Linked DNA regions of Mus musculus: all the other regions are linked to region 1. A link is a loop called in an ENCODE intact Hi-C map of the cell type or tissue named here. Cell type or tissue: gastrocnemius. All regions are shown on one strand.

Evidence for each region. Peaks named below come from ENCODE experiments on the same cell type or tissue, not always from the same donor. Only the 100,000 strongest peaks of a DNase experiment are listed, where the experiment ranks them.
Region 2: it touches region 1 in a loop (2.8-fold over the local background); 11 of 42 quality-filtered maps call a loop at or near these places.
Region 3: it touches region 1 in a loop (2.3-fold over the local background); 17 of 42 quality-filtered maps call a loop at or near these places.
Region 4: a loop joins it to region 1, with 10 times the contacts of the local background. A loop is called at or near these places in 39 of 42 quality-filtered maps.
Region 5: it touches region 1 in a loop (11-fold over the local background); 38 of 42 quality-filtered maps call a loop at or near these places.
Region 6: it touches region 1 in a loop (3-fold over the local background); 12 of 42 quality-filtered maps call a loop at or near these places.

The regions. Positions count from the first base shown.
Region 1 is chr5:64,811,560-64,816,559 of GRCm38, forward strand. The region is part of intron 1 of Klf3 (Kruppel-like factor 3 (basic)); the gene reads left to right. Among named protein-coding and RNA genes, the nearest start is that of Gm31684, 2.8 kb to the right of the region's middle. In gastrocnemius, a CTCF peak has its summit at 2,122 (motif pointing left); DNase peaks (open chromatin) are centred at 169, 748, 1,060, 2,103 and 1 more place; H3K4me3 peaks cover 3,969 bases; H3K27ac peaks cover 4,358 bases.
Region 2 is chr5:64,577,622-64,582,621 of GRCm38, forward strand. No RefSeq gene overlaps it. Among named protein-coding and RNA genes, the nearest start is that of Gm3716, 31 kb to the right of the region's middle. In gastrocnemius, a CTCF peak has its summit at 4,027 (motif pointing right); DNase peaks (open chromatin) are centred at 2,364 and 4,007; H3K4me3 peaks cover 790 bases; H3K27ac peaks cover 4,271 bases.
Region 3 is chr5:64,863,763-64,868,762 of GRCm38, forward strand. No RefSeq gene overlaps it. Among named protein-coding and RNA genes, the nearest start is that of Gm31889, 13 kb to the right of the region's middle. In gastrocnemius, a CTCF peak has its summit at 3,071 (motif pointing left); a DNase peak (open chromatin) is centred at 3,067; H3K27ac peaks cover 1,924 bases.
Region 4 is chr5:64,380,642-64,385,641 of GRCm38, forward strand. It overlaps Gm43837 (a long non-coding RNA gene), which reads left to right. Exons shown (of 3, transcript XR_003955925.1): 2 at 2,886-3,003. Among named protein-coding and RNA genes, the nearest start is that of Gm43837, 5.2 kb to the left of the region's middle. In gastrocnemius, a CTCF peak has its summit at 1,990 (motif pointing right); DNase peaks (open chromatin) are centred at 326, 522, 1,084, 1,422 and 1 more place; H3K27ac peaks cover 2,930 bases.
Region 5 is chr5:64,502,664-64,507,663 of GRCm38, forward strand. Gm52815 (a long non-coding RNA gene) reads left to right here. Exons shown (of 3, transcript XR_003955927.1): 3 at 768-3,117. Among named protein-coding and RNA genes, the nearest start is that of Gm52815, 9.5 kb to the left of the region's middle. In gastrocnemius, no CTCF peak of the experiment used is centred here; DNase peaks (open chromatin) are centred at 1,071, 1,351, 2,764, 3,687 and 1 more place; H3K4me3 peaks cover 1,496 bases; H3K27ac peaks cover 3,408 bases.
Region 6 is chr5:64,697,188-64,702,187 of GRCm38, forward strand. It overlaps Gm26761 (a long non-coding RNA gene), which reads right to left and starts at 2,221. Exons shown (of 4, transcript XR_868446.2): 1 at 1,242-2,221. In gastrocnemius, no CTCF peak of the experiment used is centred here; DNase peaks (open chromatin) are centred at 2,394, 4,184 and 4,796; H3K4me3 peaks cover 931 bases; H3K27ac peaks cover 1,350 bases.

The DNA of each region.
Region 1 (5,000 bases):
ATGCACTGGGAACTACACCACCCTGACAGTTCTTTCTGGTTATTTTTAAGGTTCCAGCCATCCTTGGTTCAGGGTGGAATTTCCAGGAACTGGCTTCAGCTTGGAGCCAGTCGGGTCCCTCCCAGCCTTCCCACTCCCTGCAGGGTGGGGCCCCATGGGTGGAGGCCCAGCAGGGTGGAGTGAGGTGGGTCTCCAGTGATAGGGAGGGCACCTAGTGAGCCAGGCAGATGAGAGGCCCCGTGGCCTCACGCAGCCTTTCTGGATTTGATTATGTAAGGCCTCACCGAGGAGAACCGGGAGGGCTTAGGCGAGGCCTTTGGAGCTGTGTACACAGCAGGACTAAGACATTGTGGGTATTTTTCAATTGATCTTGGGTGGCTTGCCCTTAAAACTGAAACACAGAATTGTCAGCGAGCATAAAGGAGGAAAAACAAATGTGTAACCCAAGTACCAACCAGGTGCCCTTGAACGTCAGAGCCGGCCTGGAGAGTAATATACATTTGGGTCTCCGCAGCCCTACCGGCGCTCTCGGGGGAGGGTTTGGGGGGGGGGGGTTGGAAAGCTGGAGAGAGTCTGCCCCGTCCCTGCCTCTCCACCTGTCCTTATTTACATGTAAAATCAATTGCTTCACTTGGTCTTTCCGAAGTACTGGGTGTGGGCAGAATCTTATCTGAAGCTATGTCCTGTTTGGACAAGTTGGACTCGCCCTGGCAACTCTCCATGGGGTGGAGCCGATGGGTGGAGGCAGAAAAGTAAAATTGGGTGGCTTGTTCACGGAGAGGGGAGGGCGGATCGCCGGCTCCCTGGGTCATTGCATCCCATCTGAAGCCAAGCAATGAACCTCTCCCTTTTACAAAACACGTTAATGCAGAAATAATTGATGAGAGGCACAGATTCGGAAATATCCGGTGGAATTCTGTTCAGGTCAACAGTGGAAGAGTGAGGTGGGTGAGTCCTTGGGTGGTGTGAAAAGTGGGCACCCTTCCAAGGTAGGTGCCAGCCCCGCTAAGCAAGCCTGGCTTAGGGTGCCTGCCCCTCTGCGTTTCTGGTCAGGCCATTGCATGGTACTTCCTGTAGTACCGGTCACAGGGAGCGCTCAGAAAGTTTGCTAAGGAAATGTAAAGAAAGGGTTCTCGACAAAGGAAGTTCAGCTCCAGGGACGGCGCTTGCCCTCCTGGCCAAGATCCACAGCGAGCTCAGATCTTTACCCTGTCAGTTCCTTTGGAGAGTGAGGGTGGGGACTAGCAACATACTTACTTCCTCTTTTGAAAATTCGCTTGGGAGCGTGAAGAAGGTGCTGGCGATTGTTGCTTGTTGGGTTGTCTAAGTAGTCTGTTCTCTGGACACCTGGCTGAGGTTCCCCTTTGAAGGGAGCAGGTAATTGGGGCAAGCCTTAGGGTCAGGCCTGAAGAGAGGAGAGGGAATGTCAGGCAAGTCTTGCTTTGTCCTCAGCAAACAGAACTCTTGGCTCTAGTTAGCCTCCACCTCCATTCATTGCCTCCCTTAGGAAGTAGTTGTACCGGGAGCCTCACAGACTGTAAGAGCTGTATCATTTCTAGAAGTCGCCTAAATGATTCTCCAGGCTTCTAATATATACTTCTACAGTTACATGCTGACAGAAACCTGACCCTTGGTTTGATAATCTGCAGTCAAAAGTAGAAGAGGGGAGGGCTCCCGAAGGCACATCACTTTTCAATGAAAATTCGGTTTGACTAGCCCTTCCCCACAAAATAACCCAGTTGTCCCCATTATGGGAAATTATTTGGGGGAAAACTGGTTTTTCCTATATTGTTGGTTTTTTAAAGCACCTCAGTAACTTCTAAAAAAAAAAAAAAAAAAAAACAAAACAAAACAAGTTTTGCCCCCCCGTGCCGTTTTTTTTTCCCCCTGGCATTGCCTAATTCAGATTGAGAGTGTTTAGCTAAACAGAACTAAGATGTAAAGAAACAACCACATTCGAGGCTTTCTCATTTCTGCAATGCCTACATAAAGTGGTTAGTAAGATTCCTCAGCTTGGTTAAAACCCACAAGGTTTTAAAGACCCCAAGGCTGGCGTACAACGCCAATCTTCTGCCAGCGTCTTAAGGCTCCAAAGCCTGTTTTCGTGCGCCACCTACTGGTTCTCTTTAGAATTGCTGCTAGGGTGGTAAGTAAAAGACTTGCGTCTTTGGTTTCAGAATCCCTTTTGAAAAATGAAGGAGATGTGGTAGTATGCACCTGGCAATCCAACACTTGGAAGGCAGGTAGAGCTCTAGGTCAGCCGAGGCTATATAGTGAGACTCTGTTTTAAAAGAAGAAAAACGAGCTTTAAAAAAAGGATAACGATAACTGCAGAGCACTGTCCCTGGATAACAGCGACTGCAAACCAAGTTTAAAGATCCCAGTTCTTACAGGTCTTAGCTTACGTGTTAGTTACGTGGAAGGCACAGTGGTAGTTCTCTTCTCATTCTATCCTGATTTAAATATTAACTTTAATTCAAGTAGGAGGGATTGAACCCAGGCAGGGCCTTGTGGTGCTAGGCCAGCTATTCTGCCAAGAGTTGTACCCCTCTTCCCTGGTTCCTCACCAGAAACCATAAAGCCCAAAGCAATGGCCAGGGTAGTTGGTACAGAAGAATTGCTGCTGTTGTTTTTGCACAGGCAATCCGATGTGTGTTGGTGTGCTCCGTTTTCTTCCCGACCTTTCTTTGTCTTTCCCTGTTAAACGTTTAACTATAATGAACAACTTAACCATCATCACACAGGCATGCAAAGCTGCTGCTCCCAACTCTTGGTGAGCCTAGGACGGCCTTGAACTTGAGGCATCCTCTTGCATCGGCATCAGCTTTATCCTGAGTGCCGAGATCTAAGCATACACAGCCTCACCTGGCTTCCCCTTGAAGCTCTTACTAACAGTTGGGAGGCTCCGGGCATCATTCATCTTGCTTTACATATTGCTCTGGGGTTTGAAACCAATAAATGTAGTCAGGTGTGAGTAGAGTACGTACTACAAATCCAAAAACTGCACATCTGTGGAGATGAGTAATTGAGAGGGAAGATGATCTCGTAACTTGAGAAAGGAGTGTGGTCTGCGTCCTTCCTGTGAGAAGCATCGCCTCCTCGAGGCTGGGTTAGACCTTCGAGGCCTCAAAGCCTCTGGGCTCCTTCCTTCCACACCTGGGGGTGTGAGAGGCAAGATAAGCATCTTATGGGATAGATCTGAGGTGTTGTTAGGAAGCTGCTAAACTGTCTGACCTTATCAGTGGGAGAAGAACACCTGTTTGCTAGCTTTAAGGTCTCTAAAGATACTGGAGATACACCTTTCTTCTCTAAGGGTGGGGCACAGACAGGTCTTAGAGCCCTACCTGTGTGTGTAGTTGCTCAATTAGGACCAGTTCTTAGATGCCAAAACACAACAGGTTTTCTTTCTTCCTAATAAGATCACCCAGTTTTCGTTTGTTTGTTTGTTTGTTTGTTTGCTGTCATTTTGTCTTTTGCGAGGATACCTAAGAGGGTAATGGCACCATGGAGTTGAGCAGCCTGGTGTCACATTGTATTTGCAGATTATTATACATCCTAGGGTCTAGGACAATTAGTTGTGAAGTCAGGGCCTTGTGTTGGTGGGTAGAATTTACATGTTGCCATGAAAATTAAAAGAGGTTCCAATGACATGCTGAAGGACAAGAGCCACCTGGCACCACATTCGGGCTTATGTATGCGTATGTCTTAACTGCTAGAACACAGGTATGGATAGGCGACGTGGGCACCGCATTCTCCATACTGAGGTAGCAGATGCGAAGAGTCTAGAACCTGGACCTTCTCTTAACGATTTTATTTTTATTTGAAATGACGTGTCCACGTGCAGGTGACTGCAAGTGCCCGTGGAGGCCGGGACAGGTGACTGCAAGTGCGCGTGGAGGCCGGGAGAAGGTGCTGATGGAGCCCATGGGTCCCCTAGGGCTGAGGTTACAGGCAATTGTGAGCCACTCTGATGTAAGAGCAATAACGTATAATTAACCACTGAGCCATCTCTGCAGCCTCTACGGGGCTTTGGTTTTCTGAGACAGGGTCTTGCCTGTGTAGCCCAGGCTAGCCTCACACTTGTGGAAGTTCCACTTTCTCAGGAGAAACTGGCTCATTTAGCCACTGGAACCAGGAGGACCTGTAAAGGCCTTGCCTTGAGTCAAGGGGCTAAGCTTGTACACCAAGTTGGGATAGGAAGGCTCTGCAGTTGCGTGAAGCCTGTAGCAGCCGGCCAGTGGCTCTGTGCAGCAGAATTGCAATTATAGGGCAGAGGAGGAGCTCAAGGTCGGTGTCGCCTTCACTAGAGTGACAGCGGGCTAACGTGGGAACCATATCCAGAAGACAGAGTGTGAGTGTGTGTGTGTGTGTGTGTGTGTGTGTGTGTGTGTGTGTGTGTGCGTGCATGCTTGCCCATTCTCTGTGTGGTAACTGTAGTAGTCAGGCTTACCGGCAGACATGTTTGCCTGCTGAGCTCTCTCATTAGCCCTTGTTTCTAATGAAAGGTGATGTGTTTTGTCTCGTCTTGTTTTGTTTTGAGACTTGGTTTCTCTGTGTAGCTATGGCTGTCCTCAACTTACTTTGTAGCCAAGGCTGGCCTCAAACTCACACAGACCCACCTGCCTCTGCTGGTGTAAAAGGCCATGGGTGCACCATCACACCCAGCCAAAGGTGACAATTTAAACTGATCTTGTCACAGAGCAGCGTGGTTTGCTGCTTTGAGTCAGTCCATCAGTAAAGAATTAAGTGACCGTAAAGGTACTGCACACTGTGTGCGCTGCATACCCACTTAAACACGGCTTGGAGGGTTAAAAGCAGCATTGATGGTGGTTGCTTCTGGGTTTCTTCCTCACTGTCTTCTTCCGACGAGCATGGGGATGGGGCGGACCTTCTGCCGAGCTGCCCAGCCTTGCCATGCGAGGTTTCCTGGCAGAAGAGGCTGTGCATATTGTTCCAGAAATGTCAGGGTTTGTGTAGCTGTATTAGAAATGCCACTTTCA
Region 2 (5,000 bases), 230 kb before region 1:
CAGTACAAGCTTCGGTTCCACAGTGTGAGGACTTATCTCCCAGCAGTGACTGGAGGTTAGGGTGTCTGGAGAACTCTTTTAATCCAGGATTGACCCCAAGGTGACCTTTCCCTTCCTTCCCACTATCTCTTAACTCATGAGTCTGGATTCTGGAGATTGGACTGGCTGACTGAGTGAGTGAGTTAACGAATGAATGAATGAATGAATGAATGAATGAATGAAGATGATAGCTCCATCTCTCACAAATCTAAATGCACAATAGACCCTCAGTGGAGGTTTTTTCAAAATTAAAAACAATAGTTACTTACCAGCTCTGTCAGCAGATTGATCCAGGAAAGAGGTCTGAGAGTTGACTTGAATTAGGTGTGAAGGTTGGTTGGAATTCAATTACCCATGACCCTCCGGTCTTTTCTGCCAGGCCATGATTTATAGAGGCTGGCTAACGAAGGTTGGGACCCATAACACTGCAATCAGCCTTTCTTTGGAAGATGAAGGTCCAGGAATTATCTAAGGGGCAGTCTCAGGCCTGATGACATTTCTTAGGTTGGAAATATCTTTGTGACTTGGCCCAAGAGCAGCCAGGCTCAGACTTGGACACAAATAGCAAGCACAATCAAGCTGCAGGAGTCCTCGCTCCTATTTTTCTTCACAATCACTCTGACCTAGTAGCCCTGCCTGACACACATAAATGATCTATGGGCTGTGGGTGGTTAGGGTCCTTGCTCATGGATATCTGGGGGCATCTACTCACTGAAAAGGCCAATGGAAAACCAGAAAATTGTATCAGTTAAAGTAGGCAAGGGATTCAACTCATCACCACCGTTTCCTTTTTTCTCCAATTTAGATTTTCCTTCTCAGTCTCACCTTAAGGTCTATCTGATCTTGTTACAGCCAGGCTTAATGGCCGTAGGAGTCTAAGACCCAGCTACATATTTTTCCCCATCACGTAACAACATTCTTGAGAGGCGGAGGAGGCTGAGGAGATGGTTGCACACATACATTCCTTGCTATGCAGCATTAGGATTGAGTTTACCGTTCCAGTATCCATGCAAAAGCGAGGTATGGCCGCACACATTTGGAATCCAAGCTCTGTTGAAGCAGAGACACCCAGAGATGGGGGTATCCTAGGGCTCGCTAGCCAGACAGCCTAGCTGGGTCAGGGAGCCCCAGGATCAGTGTGAGACCTTGTTTCAAAAAATAAGGTAGAGGGCAACTAAGGAAAGCCCCTGACATCAACCTTTGGCCTCCACACACTCCAGAATGAGTACACACACACACACACACACACACACACACAATTTTTTTTTTTGTTATTGTAGTTAATATCCCAGAAGGCGTCTTGAAACCATGGTGATAGTAACAGTTGCACAACTGTAATCCCTGCACTTGGGAGGCTGAGACAAGAGGATGCCAAGTTCAAAGCCAGCTGCTTCCATAGGGGGAATCTGTCTGATAACAAAACAACAACACACACACCACTACCACCACACACACACATACAGAGTTACTGGCTCATTTGATTGCTGTTACTGTTGCTGTTTGCACGCAGCATCTCTCCTGTGAGTGAGTGAGGTGAATCTGGACCCTGACCTGGCCACCCTTACTTTCAGAGCTCTGAGCAGGTCTGTAGCAGATCCCAATTTGCAAGGCTGGTGAAGGAACAGAGGGTAAGAAGTGATTCCTGCGTCTGCCCTTTGCCCCCTCCGAGGTCACATTGCTTAATGAATCTAGCTGAAAAAAAAAAAAAAACAGTTGAGTGTTGGGAGAGTCGCAGCATCCATGTGTCTTCATAAAGTACCTGTCTCTATACAACAGGCCACTTTCTTCTAATAAAAAGCTCATAAGACAGGCAACTGGACGTGTGGATCTCCAAGCTTACAGAATGAACTCGAACTTGAAAGAGATCCAGCCCATAACGACATTTATTATTTTTAGAGCATTACCTAGTCATTTTGATTAATTCTCTTAGAGTACTTTTCCCTCAAGCTCCCTAGGGGGAGGAGGGTGTGTTGGGGGGAGGGGGGAGGTCTAACGAGACTGTAAAAATACAAATTTAACCTCGGTGAGGAGTTGACATGTTTAGAACTGTAACATGGCAAATCATTGTGAAATCTTCTAATGGGTGCCCGTCCCCTGCCAAACAAGCCCAGCACCCAAAGCACACAAAGAAATCATTGAAAGACACTGGACCGTGTCCAAAAGGCCAGGGCTAATGTTTCACCTAATCTCCCTCCTGGTCTCTCCTGCCTACTGCCGGCCCCACCCACAGGATCCGCACTGGAGAGCTCCCCGCAGCTGCTCCGGGGCATTTACACCCTCTCACCCCACAGCAGCAGGAGGAAAACCATTATGAAGCCAGCAATATAAAAGGGGAAAGATGCGTGGAGGGGGGAGGTGGGAGCTGATGGAGGCAGCGCCTGTTTTCTGGCAGGGTTGCTATGCTTGGGGTGGGGCCAGGAAGAAGGCCCAAATGGGGCCAGAGGTGACCCTGGTTCACGTTTCCTAGGACACTGCAACTTAGGGTAGAAGTGCCTAGGAGCTGGTAACAACAGGGCTTGTTTTTTGTTTTGTTAAGTTCAATTTGTTTCCAACTCTTCTTATCTTGGCTCTGTCTTGGGCATCACAGACTCCAGAGCTTTGCAGGCACAGGGTGGGGTAGGGTGGGGCTGAGTCATTCTTTCTTTCTTTTCTCTTAAAGGGATAGGACTAGGGACGCCTCTTTGAATGCCTGTGGTTTGCTCAGATGTGATGGCAGTCCTTAGTAAAATACTCCGACCAGGCAAGAGTTCTTTTTTCTCTTTGAGGGAGGCTTTCACAGAGATGGCCACCAACAAATTCTAAGGGCAGAAAGGATGTTTGCTGGGAGGACTTTGGACCTGTAAGATAACCCTGATGTTAATCATTATTTCAGCTGGCCAGAGCTGGCCTTGAACTTCTGGACTTGCTAAGTTGAATATGAAGAAATAAATCCAGTCCGGTTGGTTGTAGTGGATGTTTTTAATTCCAGCACTCAGAGGCCGAGGCAGGCTGATCTCTGCAAATTCCAGGACAGCCAGAGCTACACAAAGAAACCCTGTCTTGAAAAGCCAAAAATAAAAAAAAAAATAAAATAAAATAAAATAAAGAAATAGATCCCTTTTAAAAATGAGCATTGATGTAAATGTGAACCTCAGGATTTGTCAAAATTTGTCTGGGAAAAGTATTATGCTTAATATAGGGGCTGTCCAGGTTTGGGAGTCACAGGCCCAGCTGGAATCTCAGCTCCATCATTTCCAGGCCTGTGGCTGTGGCCCATATCTACAGCCTCAGTTCCCCATCTCTAGTAAGGGCAGTGATAGCCTCTGGCTCCCCAAGAGTTCCTTCAGCTGCTCCGGCATCTCAACAGATGTGTATGGCTTGTGCACCCTCCTCCAATCCACAGAGGACATGTGCGCTTCAGCCAGCAAGGAACAAAGGAAAAAAAGTTCAGCCCCTTCCTTGCAGCTTTGTATGGATCGAGAAGTAGCTTCAAACACACAGGACCCAGACACCCTAAGGCTCTTTCTCTTGTTTACTTATTTTTTTATTTTATTTTTCCATTCCATAGCCCTCACTGTGTGATAAGCGCCTTCTGAGCGCTTGACAGAGGTTGACTCCGCCCACCTTTCACCAGTTGCCTATGAAATGCACAGTCTGGGGATTCTTGTTTTGCAGGGGAGGAAACAAACACAGCTTATGGTCCAGGGACATGGCACAAGGGTCTCACCAGTCAAGACTTGAACCCAGGCAACCTAAGCCCTTGTCTTTGTGGGGATTGTGGGCAACTGTTTATTTGGTGAGGGCAACCAAAGGTCTCTCTGTATGAGATACCCAGGCTAGCTCTGCACAGCCTAGAAAATATTATTACTGAAGTTGTCAAAGTCTTCACTGATAAACATTCATAGCCAGAACCTCGGACCAGAAGGACCAGATGAGGTCAGCGGAACAGAGAAGCTGGTTCCCAGCCCTGTGGCTCGCTGCCCATCGCTCCACTCCCACCAGGAGGCGGCTGCAGCCTCTTCTCTGGTCTCCCCCTCAGCCTTTTGGCTCAGTTGACTGTGAATTTGCTGATGGTTGCAGCCTGAGTAGGTGGAGGGTGGCGGGAAGGAGAAAACATCGAAGGAGTCAAGGATAAAGGAAACAACTGGTTTTTAAATTCCAGTGGTTATAAAATCAGTAGCTGGCCATGGCAGACATTGCAAAAGTGGCAGATTTCGATCCTGTTTCCCAGACTCTGTCTCCCCATCCACTTTCCAGCTAGGTATGGTCAGTCACAGGACCCAAATCAGGCCTTTTGTCCTTTCCCTCCACCCCACCCCACCTCCTAGCAGTCCTTCTTGTCCACTTCTTTCTTTGAATGTATGTGCAGTACTTGGTCATGCAGGGGTTAAAGACATATATAATAATAGGGGTGTAGGGATAAAAACGAAAATATGGCTAAGATCAAATGCAATGTGATAACAGGGGTGCAGGGATTCGATACAGATGTGATGACTGGGGTGCAGGGATTCGATACAGATGTGATGACTGGGGTGTAGGGATTCGATACAGATGTGATAACGGGTGCAGAAGCTGCCACATGTAAACCATGAAGGAAGAGCCAGGAAGCTCTCAGGCATCAGCTCTACAGTGCTGAGCTGTTGTGCCACGTGAGTTCAGAGTTTTGCTGTTTTCAGCTTAGGATGATCCTGTCATCAATACTCATAGAAAAGTCACGAGAAACAGGAAAAACAAGACGGGGGGGGGGGCGGGGGGGATATCACCTGTGATCCTATTACCCAGATGTTATTTCAAAATATATTTTTTCCATTTCCCCTCTTCTAATGTTTTTCAAAAATACAGAACAGAAGGTCCATTGGCAACTGACCCTTTTTTAGTGTGCTGTGGTCACTTTTCTGTATCAGTCACATCCATTACCCAGGTTTCTAAGAATTCTTTAACTCCAAGTATTAATAATAATCATTCAGTCATGTTTGTACATT
Region 3 (5,000 bases), 52 kb after region 1:
GTGAGTGTATACCATGTGAGTTCTTTTGTGATTGGGTTACCTCACTCAGGATGATGCCCTCCAGATCCATCCATTTGGCTAGGAATTTCATAAATTCATTGTTTTTAATAGCTGAGTAATACTCCATTGTGTAAATGTAGCACATTTTCTATATCCATTCCTCTGTTGAGGGGCATCTGGGTTCTTTCCAGCTTCTGGCTATTATAAATAAGGCTGCTATAAACATAGTGGAGCATGTGTTCTTATTACCAGTTGGAACATCATCTGGATATATGGCCGGTGGTCTTTACAATAAAACTATGGAGTGGATTTCTGTCTCTCCCTTGGATCTTATTCCGGGTGGATATCTCATCCAGTGAGTTAGTTAGAGGATAGAGAGTGGCTTCCTGGCTCCCAGGTCAGACTCATCTCTCCCCAAAACCCTACCAGAGCTTCTACAGTCTCCAAAATAACATTCTCATGGATGGTTGAAGGTCTCTGGTCACTTGATCCTAGATGGATCCAGGCTCAGTCCAAAGCTTGGATGGAAGAAATGCTACATGTCACATTAGAATCTCCAGCCATTTCACCAAGGTCCCAAAATGAATAGGGGGGGGGGGAGGCGGGGGAGGGGGGGCTGGCTCAGTGGTAAAGAGCACTGACTGCTCTTTCCAGAGGTCCTGAGTTCAATTCCCAGCAACCACATGGTGGCTCACAACCGTCTGTAATGGGATCTGATGCCCTCTTCTGGTTCTGTCTGAAGACAGCAACAGTGTACCCATATAAATAAAATAAATAAATCTTTAAAAAAAAATAGTTAATGTGGGCACCAAGACTCTCACGAAGCCCCCTGGGGCTTACTTTTTAACATGACAGGAAAGCTATGGAGGGCCATGCTGAGTGAAGTACCTTCTTGGTCTGTTACCCTATTATTGTGTTTGGCAAGTGAGGGAGTCAGGGCATTAGTTACTCTACCGCAGAGCCAGGCCTCAGCAGACACCACCAGCCACTTCCCCACAGTCAGTCAGACCTGGGCCACTGGGTCCCCTGCCTTGTTGCTTGGCAGCTTTCTTCAAGGCCTGGCCTGGGCAGCCACACCCAACATTCTCACCACACCCTGTAATTCTCGCCACCCAGAAGTTCTTGCCACACCCTGCCTGCTCCCGGAAGGTAAACAAGGCCTCCAAAGAAGGGCTGCATTGTGTGCTTGCCCTCTTGGCCTTGGCTCTGGAGGCCCCAAATGGGCCTTTGACTTACAAACTCTGGCAGATCTATAAACAGTGACTAGAACAGAGGCCCTCCTGAACTTCAGCTGACCTCCAAGCTGGTCGGTTCTGAGGGACAAGTGCCTAGGCACCTGACTCCAGTGAGCAGAATTTCTACACCACCCAGAAGTGGGGGGAGTTTGCATTTGGGAAAGATAGAGGGAGGGGTGTCATGCTCCCTGGGGAAGACTGAAGTTTGGTCGTGTCACCCAGAGTAGAAGAAATTGCTGGGACATCAGTGAAGACCTCGGCAATGAGAGATGACAAAGTTCCTTTCCATGGAGCCCTGATTTGCACAGATGCAGCCGCTGAGGCATACAGAGTGCTTGCCCTGCGTCCCCCACTAAGCCTCAGATCCTTACCTTATTTGTGGATCATGCTGAGGGCGAAGCTCACTGTTTTCATTTCGCTAGTGAGGAAGCTGTGGTCCAGAGCCAGTAAGCAGGCTGCTCAGGGGCTGCTGATGAGCCCACAAGAGGAAGAACTAAGTTCTGAACCTAGCCCCTGGCTGGAGGCTGCCACCAGGGCAGCCTGTGAGTTAACACTGAGTCCACTTTCTTATGTCACAGGATGCACAGAAAAGGAGTCACTTTGGGGGTGTCTTTGTCTATTTTGACTGCTGCAATAAAATGTCGCAAACTTAGACCCTTTACAAACAACAGAAATATGTTGTTGAGAGTTTGGGAATTTGGAAGTTCAAGACCGAGGCACTAACAGATCTGGTATCTGCCCACCTGTGGTCATGGGGATGGTTCATGCTGTGATTGTTCCAGCAAGAAGAGGCGGGACACCACGGCCCCACCCGTTCAGGACCTCAGTACCTTATATCACCTTGTGACTTTCGTACATGGGCTTCATAGGATACAAGTACACTATAGCAGACAGACTGCTGAGGATCCCCCAAAATTATCAGGTCTCCTCAGAGTAGCTGGGTCATGTGCAGAAGGTTGGCGGGACTTTCTTACAACCAGAAAAAAAACTTGGCCCATTTGCCCTAAAAGCTCTCGAGTGGCGCACGGCTTTAATCCTAGTCCTTGGGAGGCAGAGGCAGTCTGATTTCTGAGTTCAGGTCAGCTTAGTACAGAGGTCCAGGACCACAAAGACTAACCCTGTCTTGAACACCGAAAAAGAGGGAGCTAGAGAGATGACTCACTGGTTAAGAGCACTGGCTGTTCTTCCGGAGGACTCTGGTTCAATTCCTGACACCCATGTGGTAGCTTATAGCTGCAACTCCAGCTTTAGGAGATCTGGCACTCTTACACAGATGTACATGCAGGCAAAACACCAGTGAACATAAAATAAAAACAGATCACACTCATTGTTAACTGTGTGTACCGAAAGGGTAAAGAAATGCAGAGATTCCCCTCACAGAGACTCTATGCAAGGGGGAGTTCTGTATCTGACCTCCAGTGTGGCCTTCCAGGATTGTCCCTCTGAGGTAATTTCCTGCAAAGGATGTGACAAATACCCCTAGAAAGAAAACTCCCTAACACACAGGTGTGGAAGGCTGAATGCCCCAAACCCTACTAAACACAGGGCTTTGCTCCATACCGTCAAGCGTTTGCAAGTCAATGGGGAGCAGGCTTTCCTAGTGTAGTGTCTGGGAATAAGCCTCATTTGTTAGGCTCTTGGTTAAATGCCCCCTTTTCAAGTCCTCCAAGAAATATTCTGAAACATCAACTTACTTGTTCCCATGGATCTTTCCTTCAGTTAGTACGCTAGAAATATTTCAAGACTAATGGACAAAGGAAGGTTTAGGATCCGGGTTTTTTTTTTTTTCCAAGTGGGAACCCACATAATTTAAGTCATGGGTGCCCTCTGCTGGAGACCCAGGAAAAAACAAGGACTCTAGCAAGAGCTGGGCTTTAAGGTCCTCCCTCCTCTTCTCCATGGCTCCTCTTCCTGTCCTTGGTTATGGTAGTGAAGCTTAGTGAGGAAAAAGCTGGGACATTGTGAGCCAGGCTGGGACATCAAATCCTGGCTCCTTGTGACTTTGGGTTATTGAATCTGTCTTTTACCATCCTTATTTGAAAGACTGGGATGGAAGTTAGAGCCTATCTCTCAGAACACCTGCAAGATGTAAATGAAAGACTGTCCCGGACACTAGAGGAAGGGCTGCATCAATACTAAGTGGAGTACTCCACCCAGAGAGAGGAGTGTGCTACCCATGCATGCTCTGGTGGTTGCTTTTATGAATGGCATCATCACATTTTTTTTTTTTTTGACTAATGACATCTAAAAGAAATCTTTCTTCCCCTGTCTGAACCCCCAAGGGTCACTCTCATGGCCACGAGGAATTCTAACGATTTAGGAGTCATCAATAGGGAGGCGCCGCTGAGAGGGCTCCAGCAGAGATAACAGAGCACACAAGTAATATCGTCCATCAACCAACGTCCAGTGACTCAGCTGTGAAGCACTCCTGCTTTGGCTCGGATCACGGAGCCTTACCATCATTTGAAAGGGATGAAGGAAGTCACTCACGCTCTTGCTAGCAAAGAAAAACAGATCAGGGTTCAGGTCTTCCCCAGATAGCAGAGCAGGCTTTAGACAGGCTGGTGACACTGTGTCCAAACAGTGCAGCAGGCAGGTAAGCCTAGAAGGTAGATTTTGCCATGGCGATGGTGTGGCAGGAACAGCTTTTGAGCATTTTGCGTGGAAAAATTTCACGCAGACATACAACTTGTGCCAGGCCTTTTCTAAGCCTGCAATGAGCCATCTCTGACATTCCTTAAGCCGGAACTCTCCCCACATGCCCACCAGAGCACTAGCTAGCCTCTCCACTTACACTCGCTGGGTGAGAGAGTGGGGAGAAGCCTTTTGTTTCTGTTTCTGTCTGCCCAGATCTTAGCTCAGTGCCTGACACAATGGGCATGTGATAAGTATTGACTGTATGGAGGGATGGATGGACAGACAGACAGATGGGCTTGAATGAAGGGATAGATGAACAGATGGGCGGATGAAGGAAAGAAGGGAAGAACTGTGAGTCTGCCTCTTAGTTGCTTTGCTGCTACTGTGAGACAAGAGAAATTGAGAGAATAGGGGCTTATTTCTGCTCACTGTTGAAGGGTTCCATTGAAGTCAAGAAAGAAGCTCACATCACATACATAGATCAGGAAAGCAGAGGGACCAAACAGGCTGCTGCTCCAGTCCATGTATGCAGTTCAAAATCCCCTACCTGGGAATTGTCTTGTCTGCAGTTAGAAGATGGGCCTTCTTAATCAACCAATCAATTGATTATTACATTAATCAAGATAAGCCTTCCTAGGCACGCCCAGGGTCTCCTGTCCCAGGTGATTCCAGATGCTGTCAGCAGGACAATGAACACTCACCATCACAGCCAGGGACTGGGATGCTCTCCCTAATTGAAGAGAGAGAGAGAGAGAGAGAGAGAGAGAGAGAGAGAGAGAGAGAGAGAGAGCGCAATTAGCATCCTGGAGTGGCCCAAGAACATGGGCTAGTGTTCTGAGTCAAGAAGGAGGAGGCTTTGGCAGTACTGCTGAAGGAGACTCATGGCTGACAAAAATCTCAGAGGTCAGTCAGGTGGAAAATCACTGTGGAAGCCACCCAGAGTTGATTTTTAAAAGTCTAACTTCATTGCTGTGGATTGAATATGGCTGCCCCCAGGACTCAGTGAGTTAAAGGCTTTATCTTCAACTTGTGGGATTATTGGGAAGGGATAGAGACTTTAAGAAGTAGGACCTAGTGGGAGTTTTCAGGTCACTGGGAGTTTGCCCATCTTTTCCCTTGTCTACCTTA
Region 4 (5,000 bases), 430 kb before region 1:
ACAACCACAGCCCTATGGGGCTCAGCCCTGTGTTTCCCCTGCAGCCTTGAACTCATGGTGGGAGCAAACCAGCTGGGTTAGCCTCCTGCCTCAAGCTTGCTTTCCTCTGAAGTGTGTGGGAGAAGCAAAGGTTGGAGCTGTCACCCCGAGATCTTATCGATTTCTTATGAATTTTGTTCTAGCAAAAGGAAACAGAGTAAAGCTAGCGGGTCCGACTCACGAAATCCAGCTCTCTATATCCTGATGCGGAAGTGAGTTGGGTCAACCAATTTCCTGTTTGGGTCTTTGACAATAAAGCTGTGGGGTTCCCAGGCGACAGCTGGCTTCAGCCAATGGCCACTCTCTCCTGTGAATTCCCCTATTGGCTCTCTCTCTCTCTCTCTCTCTCTCTCTCTCTCTCTCTCTCTCTCTCTCTCTCTCTCTCTCTCTCTCCTCTCTCGCTTGCTCTGAGCATGGGTGGAGGCAAATGAGGAATTACAAAAAGCAGCAAAACCCATGGCTTGCCTGGAGCCATTTACTGCTAAGTGGGCACTGCGCATGCTCAGAAAGTGGTCTGGATGTCAGTTACTTCTCCAGAGGCCAAGCTGGGCTGAGCCCCACCCACATACTGTGACTGTCAGAGAGACTCACACCTCCAAGAAATGTTAAGAATGGTGGTGAAATCTGTCTTTCAATCGACCCTACCAAGGCTCATATATTGCCGAAAGAGCCAAGGAATGTTTTTAGGGAAAAATATTATAAGTGATTGTTTCCTCAATCAAAATTTAATTACTCGTTCATTGAGACATTTCAATATCTGTGCTAAGTGCTACGGATTCCAAAATGAGTAACAGTTAGTAGCCTGCTCTCCCAAGTCTTCCCCCATATTGTGAGGAAGATAGATAAATAGGAATGCAATTTGGGCGGGGGGGGGGGGGGGGGATGTTTGCTACCAGGAGTGTTTGTGAAATGCTCAGGGCTTCCAGGAAACAGTGAGGCTGGCACAGAAATGATCTTGCAGGAGAATGCAAGGCCCTCGGTGGATGAGCGGGTATTCCAGAGGGGAGGCTGCAGCTTTCCAAGAACTGCACTTGAGAACCGTGACAGGGCTGAGATGACTGGAAGCAGCAGCAAGCCAGGGACAAAGAAGGAAGTGGCTCACGCTGCTGAGAATCTGTTTATCTGGGAGAGGCACTCCCCTAACCAACCTGCGTCCAAAAACAATGCACACTGGCAAATGCCTGGGTCTCTGTCAGGGCGACCATGCTGTTTCTACAGCTATAGCCACTGCTATCTTCCGTTTGCTTGATAAAGCCTGAAGATTTTTGTAAAGACTACTCCTTACAAAGTCATGGCTTTCCTGGAGACTAGTCAGGGCATGATAAACCATCACCGCGGAAAATATACATACTTGCTTCATAAAATCTCAACATTTCCCAGACAACCCCGCCGCTAGCTGTTCATCCAGTCCAGGTTGGCAGCCCCCTGTTTGGCCTTAGCCTGATGGGGAACAGGGATGACTTTATCCGGCAAGCACAAGATGGGGAGGAGAGGTGTTAATATGAGCACAAAAAAATAAAAAAAGAAAAAAAAAAGAAAAGAAAAAAGAAAAAGAAAAAAGGGGTGCCTCCAAAAAGTCTGTAAATAAGCGAAGCCCTATTTTGAAAACATCAAAGTGAATACCAAAAGATTCTGACAAGCAACATTTTAAATTGTTACAGAAAGATAAGACTACAACCCTATACTACCATGGTTCTGCATTCTATCTTCCTGATCCCAGGCCTGGGCTTTGAACCCAAGGAACACACTCAAACTCTCAGACCTGTATTTGAGCAATCCCTGGTAATTTCCGTGAAATCTGGACCTGTACATTGCTGAGTGAGTTCTTGGAGCTGTCCAGGAACGTGTCCAGGAAGTAAGGGCTTCACACCGCTTTCCTGAAACCCATCCTGCTGGCCTGCCCTCTCTGCCTGGAGGAATTAGTGTTGGCAGTGACCCAGATATTCCAGCAGGTGGCACTCTTGCTCCAACCAGGTGTTTCAGAAACGTGGCCACTTAGCCAAACTAGAGAAATGGAAATATGGGCTATTATATTGTGTCCTGAGCAGATATGACGTGATCTGAGAAAGGCTGGAGAATATTCTGGAGAATGTAGAGCCATGAAGGACCTGACTCGTGACCACAGGCTGTGTTGTGTCCTCAGCGGGGGAGAAAAATGAGATTCTTAAACCCTGTTTGCTTCCCTGACAAGTGTAAACACAGGTGACAGGGGAGAGGAATATTGCATTAACAGTGGCATCTAGCCTGATGGTAACAGGCACCAGAGTCAGAAAGACCTGGAATATTGGGTCTTTTGCCTGCTGGCTGTATTCTCAGATGATTGACTGGGTTAGTTGCCACGCCTGAGTTTCTGGTCTTTTGCTAGAGATTTTTGTAGCTAGACCCTGGAGAGTCTTAAATAGATGCCCATATCGCCATATGTGTTGTAACCGGTACATAGTAAACGGTCAATGAAAGAGGTGTTACTGTGGAATTTTAGGCAAAAGCCCTTGAAGCTGACCTGGGTGGCTATCCTCCCAGACTGTGGTATTAGTTAAGGAGGTGACCTCAGAGTGACCTGGAAAAATATCTTGATAATGAACCATGGCTTCAGGAGTCTCAGGGCAGAAGAATTTCCCACCTGGATAGAATTTCACAGGTGTGATTTTTGAACCAGGAAATCAGGCTGCGTTCCTGGGCTCCCCAGCAGAGCACGGTCTCACCCCCAGGAACTTGGAAACATCTGACCACCAGGTGACTGATCCTACTTAAGCTACACATTGTTGTGGGAAGTATCCAATGACAGGGATCTGTAGCAGGGCCTTCCCATTAACCAGTTTGTGTCCTCTTTTCTGAAACCCTCCTAGATGGGTCCCTGTGACCTCTTCTTCAACAGCAGCGGCCGGAAGAACAACAGCTGCTGTTCATAAACATTGCTTTACACCTCCTGTCAACCATTGGAATTTGTCGCTGCTTTGTTTTGAGGTATGCTATACTTACATTGTATAGTGTTCAAGCTTTGCCAGCAACTCATTGTGTAGCCAGGATGACTTGGGAGTGTTAGAATTACAGGCACAAGCCACCAGGCCTGGCTCTGAGAAGTACCTTAATAAGTACCGTATCTATACTGCCTCATTTATCCTTTGAAACCACCTGGAGAGGGGAATGAACCCATTTTACAGATAAGTAAACTCAGGTGCCAGGAAACATTACCAGGGTTCCTTCAGCCAAGAATCAGTATAAACTTAATTTTGACTTCCAAATCAATTAGTTAATCGTCTGCTGATAGTGTCTTAGTCAGGGTTTCTATTCCTGCACAAACATCATGTCCAAGAAGCAAGTTGGGGAGGAAAGTGTTTATTCGGCTTACACTTCCACATTGCTGTTCATCACCAAGGAAGTCAGGACTGGAACTCAAGCAGGTCAGGAAGCAGGAGCTGATGCAGAAGCCATGGAGGGATGTCCCTTACTGACTTGCTTCCCCTGGCTTGCTCAGCCTGCTCTCTTATAGAACCAAGACTACCAGCCCAGAGATGGTCTCACCCACAAGGGGCCCTTCCCCCTTGATCACTAATTGAGAAAATGCCCCACAGCTGGATCTCATGGAGGCATTTCCTCAACTGAAGCTCCTTTCTCTGTGATAACTCCAGCTGTGTCAAGTTGACACAAAATTAGCCAGTACAGATAGGATGTGCCAATGGAAAACACCATGGACAACTGAAGTTTCTTAGAGATTGCGAGGGTCTTGGGAAATCTGAATCGATGCCCTTTTGGTGAAAATATGGACAGATCCCACTTAAGTTGAGCATAGCACATACATATGACTTTGTAAGTGCTGTGGGTGAGGTCCATGAAGCCATGACAGAGATTGGAATCTATACTCTTGCACCCCACAAGCCTCTGGGATTCCCTGGAGAGGAGGTCTGTGCTAGATTCGGCACTAAGTTCCTTTGTGGGAGCTGGGGTGGGGCTGGGAAAAGCTGGTTGGTCGGAATGGTCTCCCTTTTCAACGGGAGACTGTGGAGCAAAGGGATCAGTTTGATGTTAAAGGCGATTTTCCAGTTCCAGGGAAATCAGACCCACATTTGGAAGGGATTTGGAGCACTCTCCCTGCCTGAAGTCAGCCGGAGAACCCTGAATGAGTTTCCACTATGCATGTTTGGGGATCCTCTCAGTTCCTACCAGTTCGCTTCAGCCTAAAACACTTCCTCCATTTCCAGAGGGTCTTCTGTTTTAGAAGGAATCAGTTTTAATTACTCAATTAGGGAACAAGCCCTACTCTTGGTCTAAAGCCATTTTGTCAGATTAGCTCAATGAAAATTAGTTTTATAGTTACTTAGTAACCTTAAACTTTTTTAGTAGATATTCTGTTACAAATCAGTTTCAAACAGTGCACCAAGGCTCAGGGTGGAGGTCAGAGGGCAGCCCAAGTGAGTTGGTTCCTTCTTTGTTCCCTGCGGATTTACAGAACCCAGCCTGTTAGACCTGGTGACCGGTGTCTTCACCTCCTCAGCCATCTTGTCAGTCCTAGCTCACCCACAGTGTCACTGAGGTTTACCAATTCAGTCAGAAGGATGAGAATTCACTTAGTACAGACAGATTTTTTTTATTATTTAAATGGAAATAAACCAAAGTAAAGTAATAAAAAATAAAATAAAAAATCACCACAGTTGCTTGGGGACACTGAAGCATTGAAAGATGTTTTCTATTTTTTTTTTTTTTTTGGTTTGGTTTTTTCGAGACAGGGTTTCTCTGTGTAGCCCTGGCTGTCCTGGAACTCAGAAATCCGCCTGCCTCTGCCTCCCAAGTGCTGGGATTAAAGGCGTGCGCCACCACCGCCCGGCAATGTTTTCTAATCTTAAATGGCCTGTTCATTGCTCATCTCGTTACTGTAAGAACATCTACAGTTTAGGGAAGGAAGGGTTTATTTCCGCTCTCAGTTTGAAGGTGTGGACCATCACGGTGGGGAGGTGTGGTGGGAG
Region 5 (5,000 bases), 310 kb before region 1:
GTGAATTCCAGGACAGCAGCGCTATGAAATGAGACTTTGTCCCAAAAACAATAAGCAAAAAGTAAAGGCTAGAGTCTATTGGTCCATTTTGTGCTGCTCTAACAGAATCCTCACAGACTGGGTAATTTTCCCCCCCAAGACTGGGCTTCTCTGTAAAGCCCTGGCTGTCTAAGAACTCACCCTATAGACCAGGCTGGCCTCAAACTCAGAGATCTTCCTACCTCCCTAGCTACGGAGTGCTGGAATTAAAGGCATGAACCACCACTGTCCTCTTCAGACTGTGCAGCTTTTAAGAAGAGAGATTTTTTTTTCACTGTCTAGAGGCCAGGGACTCCTTGATAAAGGTATTTCATCAAGGGCTGCTTTTCATTCTGGGTCATTCTATGGCAAAAGGCAGAAGAGCTAGAGATTGCATGGGAACAGCCATGTGAACAAGAGGCCAGTCGTGTTTTTCTACTAAGTCTAGCACTCCTGCCCTAGTAACCCACTCCTGCAGTGCAGCACTCTCTTGTCCTAATGATCTAGTATCAAGCCCAATGCCCCCAACTAATGAATGGAGGGAAAGCTCTCAGCACATGAAATTGGGGGGGGGGGAGGGGGAGGCACACTCAAACCACAATAGTATCCTCACTTCCATGCAAGATGTTTCTATAAATTTTTGAACAATGTTTCAAGAATGTAGCTTTGTTTATAAGTAATTTTTGAACAATGTTTCAAGAATGTAGCTTTGTTCATAAGTGGTGCTTTTGTGTTTTCTTTTTACAAAGGTGAAGTTAAAATGAAGCACTTAGGGTAGATCCTAGTCCAGGGCCTTGGGAATCCAGACAAACACAAAAGGGTGAAGACACAGAAATCAGACAAGTAAGTACAAGGCAAGGAGAAAGTTCTGGAACAGATCATCACTCTCAAGCCTCAGACGTGCACAGACTCTCAGCTTTCCAGCATCTATCACCCCCAAAATGGGAAACTTCTGCCCTTGGCTGCACTTTGTTGCAACAGACCTGGCAGAAGTCCAAACAAGACAAAAAGCTGATTCTGCAGCCTACCCCTGCCTGCCAGCTGATCGGCCTTGTTCAAGCTGGAGAACCTCTGGAGAGTCCAGCTCTGTATGGGGTTCTTTCTTCCGAGCAAACCCTTAAGCTGTGGGAGGGCTGGATCTGTGTGATCTGACCTGTACCTGTCCCGGGCTTCCTTGCAGCTCCCCTGAGACAGCTTTTCCCTGTGAAGCTAGCCAGCAACTCCCATCAGTAGCAGGCAAGAATCCCAGGACTCACTCGACGAACCAGCCTCGTCTGGCTGGATTCTTGAAGAACATATGGAGTCACCCTATTCCCCTATAGCAGCTTCAACTCTCAGGTTCTCTTTCTTGTAGCCCATCTCCTGGGTCCTCGGTGGTCCCTGGGGGTCCCCGGCAAGAGGCAGGTTGTTTAGGCCAGCCAGATACCACTTAAAGAGACCCAATTCAAAACATAACCGTGTGCGACTCAACTTACGGTCAGGCTCTGAATCTACAAGAATTTCATAAACAAGTAACATTTAAAAAAATGGTTATCGATGAAGGAAAAAAAGAACCTGAAGAAATCAGATGATGTGAGGGAGGTTTAGGCAAGACCTTTCAGGTACAGTGTGTTCTAAAATTTGACTTTTGAATTGTAGAAATAAATGACCTATTAAAATAAAATTTTAATTTAAAATGTGCTCTCTACTTAAGAGGGTACCCGAGTGTGTGTGTGTGTGTGTGTGTGTGTGTGTGTGTGTGTTTTTGCATTGGAAACACACCCAGTGTAATTTGTAAAATAAATACATAATAAATAGGTTAAATGTTTATTTTGACTTATGTTTTCAAATGCCAGTTGTTTAATTTACCATGAAGGATTGCTGGCAGACCCATCATCACTGGTACCGAATACGGCATTCAGACCTTGACCTAGGCTGGCCTTCCCAGGAAACCAGCTCTGTGGCCTTGCCCTCTTCACTCTTCCCATCAATACCACAGGCTGACTTCTCCTGTTGACAGGCGCATGGTCAACACACACACACACACACACACACACACACACACACACACACACACACACAGAGGTTTCCATTGCACATGCACAGTGGGAGGTCATTGGCTAAGCGGTTTCAAAACACACAGCCTAAGTCGTGGCAAGATCCAACCTTAAGAATGCGTTTATTTGATTCCATGTCACTGTACCATATACTTGGGCTACTCTAAAGAGAGACATAGGTCCCCTTTCCCCAAGCACTTTACTTGGAGAAGTTCAGGGCCAGAAAGGCTGCTGTCTTCTTCCTCAGTCCTAGGGCAGAAACTTCCATGAAAGCTGGTGAGGTGATGTTCACCCGCATCTTTTTTAGACCCTCCCCTCCTTACCTTAAACCGCTCCCCCACCCCCCACCCCCCAAGAAGGAAAAGACAAAAGAATGCTATAACATTTTCAAGAACTAAGCAAGCACAACAGCCAGCACTGTCCTGATTGGTCCCGTCGCCCCTGTTTTCTTGTGCTATAGAGAATATCTAAGGGTTCGTCTCCTCTAAACAGACGCTTGTAAGGAAAGTTTAACACAATTTATAGAGCTGTAAAGTTCTTGGTATGGCCCTCATTGGAGTGCTTTCTCACATTCCCAGAAGTAGCCAATCTACCACGTGGCAGAGCTGCTAGAGGAAGGGAGGGAGCCAGCGGGGCCCTGAGCTGCCCGCAGGAGCAGCAGCAGCAGCAGGGCAGGGCGGCTCCCAGGAGGGCGCAGGCGTGGCGGCCCCTCCCTGCCGCGAGCCCATGCCCGCCCACTGCCACCGGCGAAAAGGAGGAGAGACCTACATTTAAAAAGGCAGGAACCTACTAGCTCCAGAGCTCCTACAATGCCGAATGAGAATTCCTATTTATGAGGTCAAACGGAGGTCAAGAATTATCCAGTCATCTCTAAAACCCCCTACTTAGGGGGTCAAGCCAGGCTGGCAACCCATGTTAGCTAAATAGAACTTGATCTCCCGAAAGCCTAAAACTGCTTTATTTTTTCTTTCTTCCTTTCTTTCTTTCACTTTTTTACTGTTTTGCCAGAGATACGGGTTGGCTTTTTTTTTTTTTTCTGTTACTTCCGGTTTGTGGCTGAACTTTCTTTGCCTTCCTTCCTTTTGGGGTGTGGGAGGGTTAAGCTGCTTCAAAATAATGTCCACTTAAATATGTTTTTAAAAATGGGAGAGAAAGAGGAGCTGGGATAGAAAGAAGAGGAAAGGAGAGGGAAAGGAGGGGGAGGCAGGAGAGGGAAAGAGGATGTTAGAAGAGACAGCACACAGTAATTTTGTTTATGTTATAACATTTAGCACACTCCTATTCATGGATGTGTTCCACAATTATGCTGTGAGATGCACAATGTCACTGTGTTCAAAGTACAGGTAAAGAAGCCGAGGCTCATCAAATCCTGGAACTGTGACCGACTCTAACCCTGAAGTCCTTGCGTTCATTTAACCCTTTAAGGAAGGGTACGGAGGTGTACATTCATCCTTTATTACAAAGCCTATGTCTGATATGGAAAAAGAAAAGCTTTATTCGGAACCTTTGGAAGAATCTTAAGACTATGATTTCGTCTTTGGTCACTCCTTTGGAATTTTTTGACGCGGGCATTAACATGGGCTAAGGTGGTCCTCGCAGCCCCACCCACGGGCGCACTTCCAGCTTCCGGCAGCAGGGGGAGCATGTGTGCAAGAGGAGGAAAGGTGCACCCGGCAGGAAGTGTCAGTGCATGGTCTGTCCTTAGCAGGTCCAGGCTAAGAATACATTCATTTTTCTCCTTCAACATTTAGAACCAGTGGCTGCAGGCTTCTCTACAGAGATTCATGCTTCCTCGTTTGTAAAGCCGGGAAAACAGTTCTGGGACTTGTAGAAAGAGGTCTCTGCTGCATCCAAGGGAGGAAAAAAAAATCTCATGAAGGAGCCAGGCTTGGCTGCTGGCTTCTGTTGAGAAAGGAGAACTCAGCAAGCAGGACAAAGGGCCACCCTGAGTGCAAGCAGCACAGGACTTCTCCCGTTGACTTCCTGAGACCACCTCAAGGCTTGGAAGCTGCGCTAGTTCTGGCTTCTCCAATGGTACAGGCTTGGGTCTCAGGCACCTGTAGGTGCTACTCACATGGCAGAGCCCGTGAATTATGGCAGAGCCCGTGAATTTCTTGGAGATTCATCAAAGAATTCACCAAGATCCATCAAGATTCTGGTCATTCACCACGTTGTATTACATAGTGAAACCCTATGCAAAAAAACCAAACCAAACAAACAAACAAATGCAAAGAAGTAATGGGGGTAGCCAGATAGAAGTGGACAAACGGCCAGGCAGTGGTAACATGCTCCTTTAATCTCAGCACTCTAAAGGCAGAGGAAGGTTGGATCTCTGTGAGTTCAAGGCCAGTCTGGTCTCCAGTGCAAGTTCCAGGATAGCCAATGCTACATAGAAAAAAAAAAACCTGTCTCAACAAAGAGTAAGAAAGGAGAAAAAGAAAGAGGAGGAGGAGGAAGAGGAGGAGGAAGAAGACAGAAATAAAGAAAAGAGAAGAGAGAAAGAAATGGATAAATGGTGGCCCCGTTAAAGTAGAGAGCAATGATATCTAGCTCTCCATCCTTCAGGCTCTTGCCCTTAAAATACAGTGATACCTGAGTAGCATATAGACACACACATTGTCACAGACGGACCTGGTGTCTTGTTTGATGGTTAATCTGCCTCATCGACTTGACTGGACTTAGAATCCCCTAAGTAGCAATGACACTCATCCCTGGATGTGTCTGCCAGGATACGTCCAAGGAGGATGGGGAGAGAAGACAGCCTGAATGTGGTGGGCTCCATCCCACAGGGCACGGGTTGAATAAAAGGGAGAAAGAGAAATGTAAAATGCCAGCATTGCCCCCCTTCTTGGCTTCCATGATGTAAGATATCCCTCCATGTTTTCCCACCATAATGGATTGAGGCCTCTGAAACCATGGGCCCAAACAAAGCCCTCTCCTTGTAAG
Region 6 (5,000 bases), 110 kb before region 1:
TAACAACAACAACAACAAAACTTTATTCTCCATCAGATCCAGGAAAGACCTGAGAGCCAAACCCAGAGGTGACTTGCAAAGAACATGGAGGAGCTGTGGGGCCGCTTGGAGACCATGAGAACCCAGCTGTTGTGGTTTGGATACGAACTGTTCCTTTAGGCTCATGATTTTGAACACTTGGTCCCCAAATGGAGGAGTGATTTTTGGAAAGTTGTGGAATCTTTAGGAGATAGAACCTCACTGGAGGAAATGTGTCCAATAGAAGAGGGCCTCGAGGTTTGATAGTCCAGCCTCACTTCCTGTCAGCTGTCTGTTTTTATACCTTGGCTTGGACCAGCCACCCCAGGCCATTCTTACACGATGAACTGGACCTTTAAACTACAGGCCCAAATCAACCCTTCTTTTCTGAAGTTGCTTTGGGCGGGCATTTTTGTTACAACCAGAGAAGTAATTAACCCACTAACCTGGTGACCCAGCTGGCAGGTTTTTCCCTCTTTCCTCTGTGCTAAGATGCAGACCAGCAAGGCTGTGTCTCAGGTCAGAAGAGGGGTACGCCATGGCTGTGAGATACGGGAAGGTACCTTCAGGGAACTGAGACTCTAAGAGGGAAGGAAGCTCTAAGCCTTGAGATTGTTGGGCTAGCTTTCCCAGCTAGCTTCAGGACTCGGTCTCACCCACATATGCTGGGCATGAAGACCATCATCTGTCAGCAGCCAGAACAGACCCTCCATCCTCCATGTAGGAAAACGGCAGGCACACACAAATTAAAGAATGTTAGGAAGCAACCAACTCCCCGTCCTGCTTCAACAACAGTCAACATCTTGTCTGGCTTGTTTTATGTTCAGCATCAATATATTGTACTTTCAGGCTTAGTTTGACTCTGGCTCTGAAACAAAAAGGGTTTAAAAAAGAAAATTTGCCACACATACTTCTAAATGATAACAATGAAGCTCTAATATCATAATGGCCCATTATAGTTAGACTGTATCTTCCACAAGTGGTAACAGTAGTTTCGCCCTACTTCTGCACACAAAGCTTGCACATTCCATCAAGAAATGATTCTTTTTGAATCAGGGTGGGCCTCAGTCACTCACTGTAATCACATAGTGTGTGTGTGTGTGTGTGTGTGTGTGTGTGTGTGTGTGTGTGTGTGTGATCAGATCATGCTCTAGCATTGGGGTATGGGGGAAGCATGCCAAAATTCCTGTTACAAAAGGATTTTGAAAATTCTCCACACATACCCACTGTCGTATTCAGTAACTCTCAATTGAGACACGATGATTTCAAAAGTGTTGTTCCAGGTAAATCTCGTTTGCAGACAAACTTGGCAACTGCTCTGCTCTGAAGCAGTCAGGTGAGACTAGGGACCATGTTGCCCTTTTCTCTAGTTCAGTGCTTGTTACAAAGCCAAGTGCTTCCTGGTCCCTTTTATAGTCCCTGGCCCCCTCCTTCCTCCTTCCTTGTGCATGAGCCCCTCCCTAGATGGGCCTGCTGTTCACCTTCCTCCCCACTGCTTTGATGGAACAAGATCCTCTTTCAACATTGTGTCCTGAGACCAAAGTGCTATTGACCACTCCCTCGATGCAACGTCCATCTCCAACATGATTTGGCCCTGAACTTCTGCACTCTGGCCCAGCCAATTCTTGTGCTGACTACCTGGCCCATGACTGTTCCTGGCCTCACCATGGCCTCAAGATATGGGCTTTGCCAGGAGGCCCTGATATACTTACCTGAACTCTCACAGAGAGCTACACTAGGTCCTGTGGAGGCAGAGTTGAGCCGAGCCTGATGTTCTAGCTGGAGACAGAAATGAAAGGACAAAGGTGGACAGCTGTGTGACTGACGAGGGTGAACACACAGTTTCTCTAAGGACTACCTATGCATTTTTTGCCAATCTTCTTAGCAAAGTTCAGATTTAAGCCCTATCCCTCTGGGTGGAACCGTAGCAGGATATGACTTAGAAATTCACAATGTAAATAATCTCTAACAGTTTTACACAAACAAACACACACACACACACACAGTCATTGGATGGAAGAGATCAAGCTCTCCATTCCATCATCTTCTGTCTGCCCTAATAGACCACCATCAGCAACCCCAGCTCCAGGCCTGTGTGAGATACCCCAGTGATTAGAAGAAATGTGCACATGATACTTCTTTGTGCTTTGAGAACTTATCAAGCTGGATAAATGGCATACTGACTGGTTTTGTGTGTCAACTTGACACTACCTAGTCATCAGAGAGAAAGGAACTTCAGTTGAGGAAAGGCCTCCATGAGATCCAGCTATAAGGCAATTTCTCAATTAGTGATCAGTGGGAGAGGATCCAGTCCATTGGGGGTTGTACCATCCCTGAGCACGTGGTCCTGGATTCTGTAAGAAAGCAGGTGGAGCAAGCCATGGGAAGCAAGCCAGAAAGCAGCATCTCTCCATGGCTTGAATTCCTGTCCTGACTTCCTTCAGTGATGAACAGCAAATGTGGTAGTGTAACCCAAATAAGCCCTTCCCTCCCCAACTTGCTATTTGGTCATGGTGGGTTTTTGTTGCAATAGAAACCCTAAGACAAATGGTTACCTTTAATATTCTATTACTACAGTGGGATGCTGGTCTTTAACAAAGTTAAATATCCTTTTACTTCCCAAGGTGTCCTTTGCTGCTCTTTGATTTTTGTTTTGTTTTAGACTTAGGATCTCATATAGCGCTGGCTGGTCTCAAACCTACTATACAACCACGGATAATCTTGAACTTCTAATCCTCCTGTCTCCACCTTCTAAGTGATGGAGTGTCAGGCTCATCCCACCACGCCTGGTTTACTCAGCACAGCCAATCAAACCCAGAGCTGTGTTCGTGCTGGTTAAGTATTCTATCAACTGAGCTGCATGACAAACCCAGCTGAAAAGTTCAGCTATACCCTTTGAAAAGTTCATACCTACGTGCCTCTCTCAGGCTCTCAAGCCACTTCTGAGCAGAAACTCTGAGCAGCTTCGAGGGCAGAGCTGGCCAGCAGGTCTTTTCTGGACACACCTGAACTTTCATGCAGGGAGAGGAATGTGACACACCCACTTTCCGAAGCAGCTCCAGGTGGCAGCGCAAACCACACACTTTTACAAGGAAATGTGTGAGTGTCACACGGAGAGTTAGCCAGTCACCTCCACTTGACAGGGGGTTTAAAATAAACCTTTTCAAGATTAGATAGATGGCCCTGGGACTTCAAACATAAACTACTTAGAACTGTCCATACAGGAATAATGGCAGCTGGTGCCCCATCTTAGACACTCACAATCCGGCATTGAGGTGGATCTAACAGAATTGCATTCATGAGAGTTGGCACACTTTTTTGGTAGGGGGAGTGTGTACTGGACCACATTAACACTTGAAATATAGTGCGCATGCAGTCATAAGAATATTCAAATAATAGCTTACAGTGTACAGAGAGCATTTTCATATTGAGCACCCCTCAAACAAGTCTACAAAACAATTTCCTCCTATTCCTTTAGATAACTAATCTGAGGATCAGAAAGATTAAGTGACTGACCCAAAGACACACAGCCAATAAATCACATTGTTGTATATCTTCTGTGGAGAGAATCAAAATTCATATCAAATGATACTAAATGGCAAAAGGAATGTAGATGTTCAAGTAACAGGAAGAGTCTGTTGGTGGGGCGGGATTCAGGCACAGGTTGACCAGAAAGCCGTCTCTGTTCTACATTGTTTGTCTCCCATTGGCCTTTATTTTTATGCCAGCTTTTAATTTTTAGTGTTTTTATCTTGTTTTGTTTTGTGGGGTTTCATTGTTGTTGTTGTTGTTTGTCTGCTTGTTTGATTTTTAATTAGAAGCAATAAGCGAGGCTAGGGAAGTAGCTCAGTTGGTAACAGTTTACCTGGCATGCATGAAGCCCTGGGTTAAACCCTCAGCACCATGTAAATGAGGTGCGGTGATGACGTGTAATCCCAGCGCTCTGAGACAAAAGTGAGAGGATCAGAAGCCAAGGTCCCCTTTAGGTATCCACTTGAGACCTTGTCTCAAAAACAAACAGGAAAGGTGGCCACTGAAAGTTAATTTCTGAAGGGGCATTACCTCTTCGCTTTCATTTTACCGAGGGTCAGGGGGATGGCACACACTGAGTGGCACGGACCTACATGTCCACATGTGAGCCCATGACCAGGGCCAATCAAGGCCACAACCCAGAAGCTGAAGGCAGGACCAGTCCCATGTAAACACAGCTGCTCTGCCGTGAGGGACGGGGTAGAACGGAGCCTGTAGCCATCCACAGCATCCACTACGAGCCGTGGACTGGCACTTGTGTCTTAGGACCCAAAACCTTTCTCCTGCTCTTCTTTCCTTTATCTAGCATATGGTTCGCCTTTACTTCGGGAGCTGATGACCTCAAGGAAAGTATCTGTATTTGAATATGCATGCCTCGAAACAGAACTCCTTCCGGCTGCTGGATATCCAGTGTTCTGCCAGGCTCTGTGAAATCCTGTTTCTTCCATTTCTTCTCAACTCCTGTTCCCCTGAATTCTTTGGCCGCCTTCGCCTTTGTTTTAAGTACATTTTTGTTTCTTTGTGTGAGAGCCCAACCAGGAAGACAGAAGCCGCTCTGAATATTTAAAACAGAGGAAATTTAATGCAGGGAGATGAAAAGAAACCCAGAAGGCAAACAAGAGGGGATGAAGCAATCCTGAGACTAGCCACAGCAGGAAGTCGCTGCCACTCCTAGGAGGGAGGGACAAAGAGGGGAAGCCATGGGACGAGAGCCCAGGGGCTGGCATCGCTCACAGGAAGCTGGAATCGTGTGGGCTGGTGAGAGCTCATAGAAGAGCCACAGAAGCTGCCAAGGATCCCACCCCTGCACAAAGGAAGAGGGGAAATGCCCGTTCCCTTCCTGCTGCTCTCCAGGTCCTGGGCTTCACACTGGCTAGACCCACCCGGAAACCAGCTGACAAGTCTGAAGGCTGCTGGAGCCTGCAAGGACAGGTCCTCAGTCTAGAGACCTG